3 separate regions of the Mus musculus genome follow, and all the other regions are linked to region 2. Evidence: chromatin loops called from intact Hi-C (ENCODE). Cell type or tissue: heart. All regions are shown on one strand. Region 1 overlaps Wdr66 (WD repeat domain 66). Region 2 overlaps Bcl7a (B cell CLL/lymphoma 7A). Region 3 overlaps Wdr66 (WD repeat domain 66).

Evidence for each region. A loop is a pair of places that touch in the nucleus more often than their neighbours do. Peaks named below come from ENCODE experiments on the same cell type or tissue, not always from the same donor. Only the 100,000 strongest peaks of a DNase experiment are listed, where the experiment ranks them.
Region 1: it touches region 2 in a loop (2.1-fold over the local background); 7 of 42 quality-filtered maps call a loop at or near these places.
Region 3: it touches region 2 in a loop (2.0-fold over the local background); 7 of 42 quality-filtered maps call a loop at or near these places.

What each region holds. Positions count from the first base shown.
Region 1 is chr5:123,297,438-123,299,937 of GRCm38, reverse strand. Wdr66 (WD repeat domain 66) reads right to left here. Exons shown (of 21, transcript NM_001370840.1): 15 at 2,403-2,500; 16 at 1,308-1,471. Among named protein-coding and RNA genes, the nearest start is that of Wdr66, 45 kb to the right of the region's middle. In heart, a CTCF peak has its summit at 1,220 (motif pointing left); no DNase peak of the experiment used is centred here; H3K27ac peaks cover 17 bases.
Region 2 is chr5:123,349,266-123,351,765 of GRCm38, reverse strand. The region is part of intron 1 of Bcl7a (B cell CLL/lymphoma 7A); the gene reads right to left. Among named protein-coding and RNA genes, the nearest start is that of Gm15860, 5.4 kb to the right of the region's middle. In heart, a CTCF peak has its summit at 1,283 (motif pointing left); a DNase peak (open chromatin) is centred at 1,201; H3K27ac peaks cover 1,024 bases.
Region 3 is chr5:123,284,328-123,286,827 of GRCm38, reverse strand. Wdr66 (WD repeat domain 66) reads right to left here. Exons shown (of 21, transcript NM_001370840.1): 10 at 395-589. Among named protein-coding and RNA genes, the nearest start is that of Wdr66, 32 kb to the right of the region's middle. In heart, a CTCF peak has its summit at 1,445 (motif pointing left); no DNase peak of the experiment used is centred here.

The sequences.
Region 1 (2,500 bases), 52 kb after region 2:
CCACTTCACAGACAGAATCTAAGGATCAGAAATATTAAGAAAACTGCCCAGAGTCTAGAGCAGAGACTCCAGGCTATACTGAAACCCTCATCTCTTTGACATTAAGGTCCCTAATATTCTTGATTCTTTTTGTTTGTTTGTTTTGTTTTTCGAGACAGGGTTTCTCTGTGTAGCCCTGGCTGTCCTGGAACTCACTCTGTAGACCAGGCTGGCCTCGAACTTAGAAATTCGTCTGCCTCTGCCTCCCGAGTGCCGGGATTAAAGGCGTGCACCACCACTGCCCAGCCTCTTTATTCTAATATTAATGTTCTGGCTGGGGTTTGTGTGTGTGTGTGTGTGTGTGTGTGTGTGTGTATGAACTTGACACAGGCTGGAGTTATCACAGAGAAAGGAGCTTCAGGTGAGGAAATGCCTCCATGATATCTAGCTGTAAGGAATTTTCTCAATTAGAGATCAAGGGGGGAGGGTCCCTTGTGGGTGGTGCCATCCCTGGGTTGGTAGTCTTGAGTTCTATGAGAGAACAGGCTGAGCAAGCAGGGGAAGCAAGCCAGTAAGGAACATCCCTCCATGGCCTCTGCATCAGCTCCTGCTTCCTGACCTGCTAGAGTTCCAGTCCTGACTTTCTTTAGTGATGAACAGCAATGTGGAAAGTGTAAGCTCAATAAACCCTTTCCTCCCCAACTTGCTTCTTGGTCGTGATGTTTTGTACAGGAATAGAAACCCTGACTAAGACAATCTACAAGTTTAGAATGTTCCAGCCTTACATTAGGCAGAGCAGGTCTCCTCTCAGGGCAGGGACGGGCAGAGGAGCCGAAGGCAACAGAGTCATCCTGACTGTTCCTGTAATGCCCATGCTGGGGGTGGCCTTGGTCTCTCTGGTCAGGGTGACTATGTGCAGATACTGAGAACCACTTCCTGGAGCCAGGTGGAGCCAGGTAGAGCCAGGGACATTCTCGCCCAAGCTGGAAATTTAGAGTGTGGCCCAGGAAACTGCACGGCAGCCTATGTCACCAGGAAGCATCCTGAGAGCCAGGTACTGTTTAGTCCTAGCACAACACAGGGCATGTAGCAGGTACTCTGAAACCGGTCTGTTGTAATCAAATGAAAAGACAGGGTCTAAGGGGCAGAGCAAAGGCAGTTAAAAGTGTTCCCTGTGGGTGGCTCACAATGACATTAACTCCAGCTCCAGGGGATCCAATGCCCTCTTCTGGCTGCCTCAGGAACTGACATGCATATGTACATATTCAAACACACACACACACAAGTCTACATTTCCTTATGGGGCCAGGGTATGTCCCTTCACGTACCCTAAGTTAATTTTCCACTGCACCACTGAGCGATCTTGGCCTCCGGCTGTGAAGGCAAAGCGGCCATCATAGGAAAGGGCCATCCCAGCCACCCCGTTTGGGTGGCAAACGATAGCACATGTTTTGTGGGGGTTGCCGTCAACTGGTAAGATCTGGAGTCCAACCTGGAAAGGCATGTGGAGACAGATAATAAGCTTTACCTCCAGACGCTGGTCCTGTACATTCACACATCTGGGGCCATCTGTCAGAGATGGCTTTAACATGGATATATATATATATATATATATATGTATATATATATATATATATACATATATATGATATACATATCCAATATACATGATATACATATCTGATATATATATGATATCTGAGATATCTATACATGTATATATGTATATATATGCAACTGTTTTGTATAACTTCCATGCAAATTAGATTTTTCCCAGCCAATAAAAAGAAAGAAGAGCATCCTTTGGAGGGCCATGAATTGTCACTGGGAATCTTTGAAAACTCAGCTCAGAAATATCTCCTAGGGGCCCGTGAGATGGCTCAGTGGGTAAAGGTACTTGCTGCCACCACCACCACGCCTGACTGAGTTCCACCCTGGGGGGTAGGGGGGACTCACAGGGTAGGAGAGAACCGACTCTTGAAAGTTGTCCTTTGACCTTCACATGCGTATTGTAGCACATACGCACTTACAAACACACACACACACACACACAAAATTAAAACAAAAAGAAACGCCTTCCAGAGCCTTTCTCACTAATCTGTGGCTATTTTCAGAATGGTCAACGACCCCTATGGAGGTAATTCTGTGCAGCAGAACAACTAAGGGCCCATGGGTCTTATTGTCTGTTCTATTATTAAATGCATTTATTAGGGAAGGGACATTAGTGCCACAGGGGTGCACATTTGGAAACAACTTTCCCAAGTCAGTCTCTTCTCTTACTGGGTCCCAGGGTTCTGACTCAGGTCGCCGGAATAGGCGGTAAGCTCCCTACTGGTCCAGCGATCTCACCGACCCCGGGGTGTCCTGCTCTTTAGACCCAGTGCATAGCCATCTTGCAGGGGCAGAAGAGGGAGGGCTGCTACCTTGTCCTTGTTAATGAACACCAAGTATCGCTTCTGCAGCTCTAGCGTGGATTTTACGGGGAGCACCTGCGCATGCTCAATAGGCGACCCATACGCCG
Region 2 (2,500 bases):
TAGCCCTGGGGCTAAGACAACAAGCTTTGATCACACAGATATGGCTGGAATCCCAGCTCTGTCCTTGCCGACTGACCGAGGCCCCTGGGAAAGTCACTTGGCCCACATAAGATTCGTGCTCCCTTCCCTTCTGGGATCCAGAAAGCAAGCAAGCACCCGACCCTCCTGGCAGCTCCCCTTCAGAACAGTTCATGGGCATGGGGGTGGGGAGTTGGGTGGGCTGGGTGCTGAGAAGTAGGCTGAGCCTGGTCTTGTGAGGACAATTCCTTGTACCTGTCCTTCAGTCAAGGCTCTGCATGGACCCCTGGTCTCATGAACCCCTGGTCTCTAAACTCCCACAGGATAGAAGCCAAGTGCCCAGTTGAGAGAGACAGGCTTGCAGATGAGGAGGAGGAAAATACAAGCAGTGAGAAGGAAAGGGGGCGAATGGCTTTATCAAGGATAATAATTATGCCCTCCCCAAGCCACGGCCATTTTCTATAGACTATTACTATGGCCACCAACTTCGGTTATATGGTACCATTTCTTGCTCTAGATATTTAGAGGCCACGTACCCGGAGAGGGGTGAACACACAGGGGCAGGGCTGGGGTTTGAACCCCAACAGTCTAGGCTCCAACGTGGCCATCTTAGGGAGGCAGCCTCAAGTCTTACTGAGTTTAGCAAGTAACCCAGCTGATTTGGGAAGCTAGAGCTGGGGAGTCAGGGCTGCAATCTCAATTCAATACAACAGTCCCACTGCTACGTAGGACTACAGTTATGAGGACCTTGGCTTCTCCACCCAAACCTAACCTATGGACTTCCCCTCATTTATACTGTGATACATTATAGTCTCTGCCATGTCGCCACTGAGCCTTTCAGGGTGGGGGTGGGAAGCAGAGGCAAACACACTCAAAGACAACCATAACCAAACCATACACTTCCCACCCACCAACTGCCACTCAGGTCTCCATGATCCTGTTATCACTGACACCCTGGCTCGCACTGTTAAAGGAAACCGACCATGTGTAGTTCCATGTGCCACATGCCAAGCACCAGGCCCACATACTCTCATGTTTACATGACCGTCTGTGGCAGCAGGCGTCACCTTCTCCACCCGACAGATCAAGGAAGTGAGACCTGAGGAGGTGAACTCAGAACTCAGTGAGAATCCAAACCCTCGGTGGCATGGCCTGCTTTCCAAAGGCCCCGCCCACGCTCCTTTTAGCAGGGGAAGCTTGAAGTGAAGACAGATGTCTGTCTCTCTCCCATCCCTCTCCTGCCTCCTGGAGGCAGAGCGAGCGAGCGCACAAGCCACAGGCCCAAGCTTTTACTCTCCACTCAGGATAATCAGAAGGTACTTGGAGGGACAAAGTTATTACCAGGAATGACCTCAGTGACAGGTAGAGACACAATCCTGATGCCCCTGTGTCCTAGAGGCCGAGCTATACAACCCTTCTCTGAGATTAGTAAAAGGACAAGAGAGGAACACACTGTACAGAGGAGAAAAGAAGCAGTCCAGAAACTTTTAAAACCTAAACAGCCAAAAGTCACTCAATATATACCAACAAGGGCTGGAGAGATGGCTCAGTGGTAAAGAGCACTCTTCCAAAGGTCCCGAGTTCAAATCCCAGCAACCACATGGTGGCTCACAACTACTCATAATGAGATCTGACGCCCTCTTCTGGTGTGTCTGAAGACAGCTACAGTGTACTTAGATATAATAATAAATAAATCAGCCAGGCGTGGTGGTGCACACCTTTAATCCCAGCACTTGGGAGGCAGAGGCAGGCAGATTTCTGAGTTCAAGGCCAGCCTGGTCTACAGAGTGACTTCCAGGACAACCAGGGCTACACAGAGAAACCCTGTCTCGAAAAACCTAAAAATGAAATAAAATAAAATAATAATAAATAAATCTTTACCAAAAAAAAAAAAAAAATATGTACCAACAAGGTTCTGACTAGCTTCCTTAGTCTGAGCCCAATTAAATCAACCAAGTAAAAAAATCTGAGTGTGTTATTATTATTATTAATAATAATTTAAGTAATTAACTTGTAACATAAGGCCACAGTTCAGGCTAGAAAGCATGCCAGAGCTTTGGGCCTTCCAAGGTGACAGGAACAGAGGTGAATGTCTGAAGTACCAGGCATTAGGGGCTACCAAATACACACTGACTCCTTCTTCCCCAGCCAATGACCTCCTCACTGGAGTACAAAGCACTATTACTAGGTATGGACACTGATGGGGGAGGGCTTGGGAGCAGAGGCAAGAGTTATGAACTTGACCTTGAGAGCTGGGGGGTCACAGTACATCATTCTAGTACCCCGAGATCCTGAGAGATTCCTGTACCCTCGGAGACTTAGGCAGGATTGTTAATTCTAGGTCCCAGGTGTGGCTCTAAACTACACAATGAGATTAATAATAATAATAACAACAACAACAATAACAGGGTCTGGTGAGACGGCTAAGTAGGTGGTGGATAAAGGCACTGGATAACCTGAGTTAGATGCTCAGAACTGACAT
Region 3 (2,500 bases), 65 kb after region 2:
CAGATAATTCAGTCTTGAAATGTTATGGCTATTAATTACCACAACGCCTTTAACCTCAGCGGCTAGGACAAGCTTAGCTCTGAGAAATGAGGCTAACCCACAGCCAAGGACTCCTCCAGGCGCAGTAAGAGATGAGAACCCAGGCATAAAAGCCACCCAGCTTCCAGTTACTCCGGCTTCTAGATAGTAAAATCCTCAACAATTAATTTTTTTTTAAAAATCTAATACTAAATGCAGCCACGGAGCTGTTTCTAAGACTAACTAGGAAGGTGCGTTCCCTCAATTCTATCTCCTAGGAACAAGAGACACGCTGGTTGGTTGCACTGCACGCAAACTGAAGGGGGCACCAGTCATTTCTCAGCCGTCCAGATGACTAGATTCACTAAGGGCTCACCTGACAACGAAAAGGTCGCCTCTTAGAGTGCAGTCTGTGGGGAGGTTGGACTTCTCGGTTGGCAGGCTTGGTATGGTTTTTGAAAAGGACAGAGTCCTTATGGCGCCCAGTTTGAAGTTGCTGTACCAGTTGACCACGGAGAGGGTGTGGTCGTAGAACTTAATGTTGCCCTTAATGTCACCGGTGACAATGTAGCTGAAATAGAGAAAAACACCAGGCTGTTCCATAGTGCTCATGGCGAGATCCATCCACGGAACGTCGTCTAACTGTGGCAGACCCTGGAGCCCATGTGTTGTGACGTTCCATGCAATGCTGCCCAATGAAGCGGCCTTTACTGAAACACCATTTTACATCTCCAAGGCTAAAGAGAAGTTAAGAGATCTGCTCAAAACCCAGCAGTGGTGGCACACGCCTTTAATCCTAGCACTCGGAAGGCAGAGGCAGGCGGATCTCTGAGTTTGAGGCCAGCCTGGTCTACAGTACAGAGTGAGTTCCAGGACAGCCAGGGATAAACAAAGAAACCCAGTCCTGGGGGGGGGTCTTTTATTGTAAATATATAGCAAATACCACTTATACCTATCTGGGCTCCATGTCTACAGTACACGGGAGCCCAGTCAGCGTTGCCTAACGTAAATGGCATGTTCTTACCATGGATGGGTGACTGACTCACAGTCACTGCCATATAACGACAGGTGACCATGGAGAGCGATCCAACAGCTCTCCCACATCACCGAGGCTGGGCAGTGGGACACGGTCTGCTTTCTAGGAAGACTCTGCTGTTAGAATCATCATAAAGCCACACCCTGTCATTCACAGGCAAAGACAGCGCCGGGGCCAGCTGACAATGTGGCTTTTATTTCTAGCCCTCCAATCCATCCTAGGAGAGCTTTTTTTTTTTTTTTTTAATCTTTTTAAAAGAATTCTAATGACAGAGGGAGAAAGAGTAAATTTTCTCGGATGTCAGGCAAGCTGATTAAGTGAGATTTCTGATTAATAAGCAAGGCAGGTGGGCAGAGTAATTGGCTAGGGCTGTCTTTACTGGCCTCTGCTGGGCAGAATCAGCATTGCTCGCCCAGTGTTTGTGAAGCCCTCTAGTATGGGAGAGTGGGAAGTTAGGCCTGGTCTTCAAAGCCTCTACCCTGAAGCTAACTGAAGGTCGAGTGTAGCATCCATCTATGCTCTAAAACGTCTTCTCATGCCTCCGAGATGACGACTGTACACCTCTTTGTAAAGGCACGCGCAGATGCCATGACTGTCCAGCGCCCCTGCGGCATTGCGGGAAGTGAATGGGCTCAGCAGAGGCAGATTGTACGGTGGCTCCCGCCATAGGGCAGCTCCCAGGAATGTTTCTAACACACTAATGATGGCTGGTTTGTCTTTTTCTTTAACCTAGGGCTCCACATGTTCTGAGCAGTGTACATGAAACCCTTACAAAGTTATTGGGGTGTGGGCAGGAGTGCACAGCGTGTGCGCGGCAGGTCAAAGGATAACTCCGGGAAGTCAGTTCTCAGCTTCCTCCTTTACGTGGGTCCCAGGGACTGCGCTAGAACCCTCAGGTTTTCATGACCAGTGCTTAATTCAGACCCAAGAATTGCACATTTACAATATGAATGGTGGGGTGGTAGACCACGAGCTAAGGGAACTCTTAGGGATTCTCGGGAGCATGAGGCAGGAAGACAAGCTTAGGATCAGAACCAGCTACGTAATGAGACCTTGTCTCAAGAAGCCATGCGAAACAAACAAACAAACAAACAAACACCAAAAACTCCAATACAGAATATGTAACTGTTATTGTGCAAGCAAAATAACAAAACTATCTGAGTTCTATTTTTTTTAATTATTTTAGATTTTGAACAATGGTTATGCGCATGAGAGTTTCTGCCTACATATAGGAATGTGTGCCAATGTATGCCTGGTGCCTTCAGAAGACGGTGCTGGATCCACTAGAAATGAAGTTATAGATGATTGTAAACTACCCCGTGGATGTGAAGAACTGAACTCTGGTCTTCTGCAAGAGTAGCCTCTTGCCATGTTTTCTTAAATTTAATGTATGAAATTGGGGGGTATGAAACAGGTTTTAGTAGCACATGAGAGAAAGAGATAGCT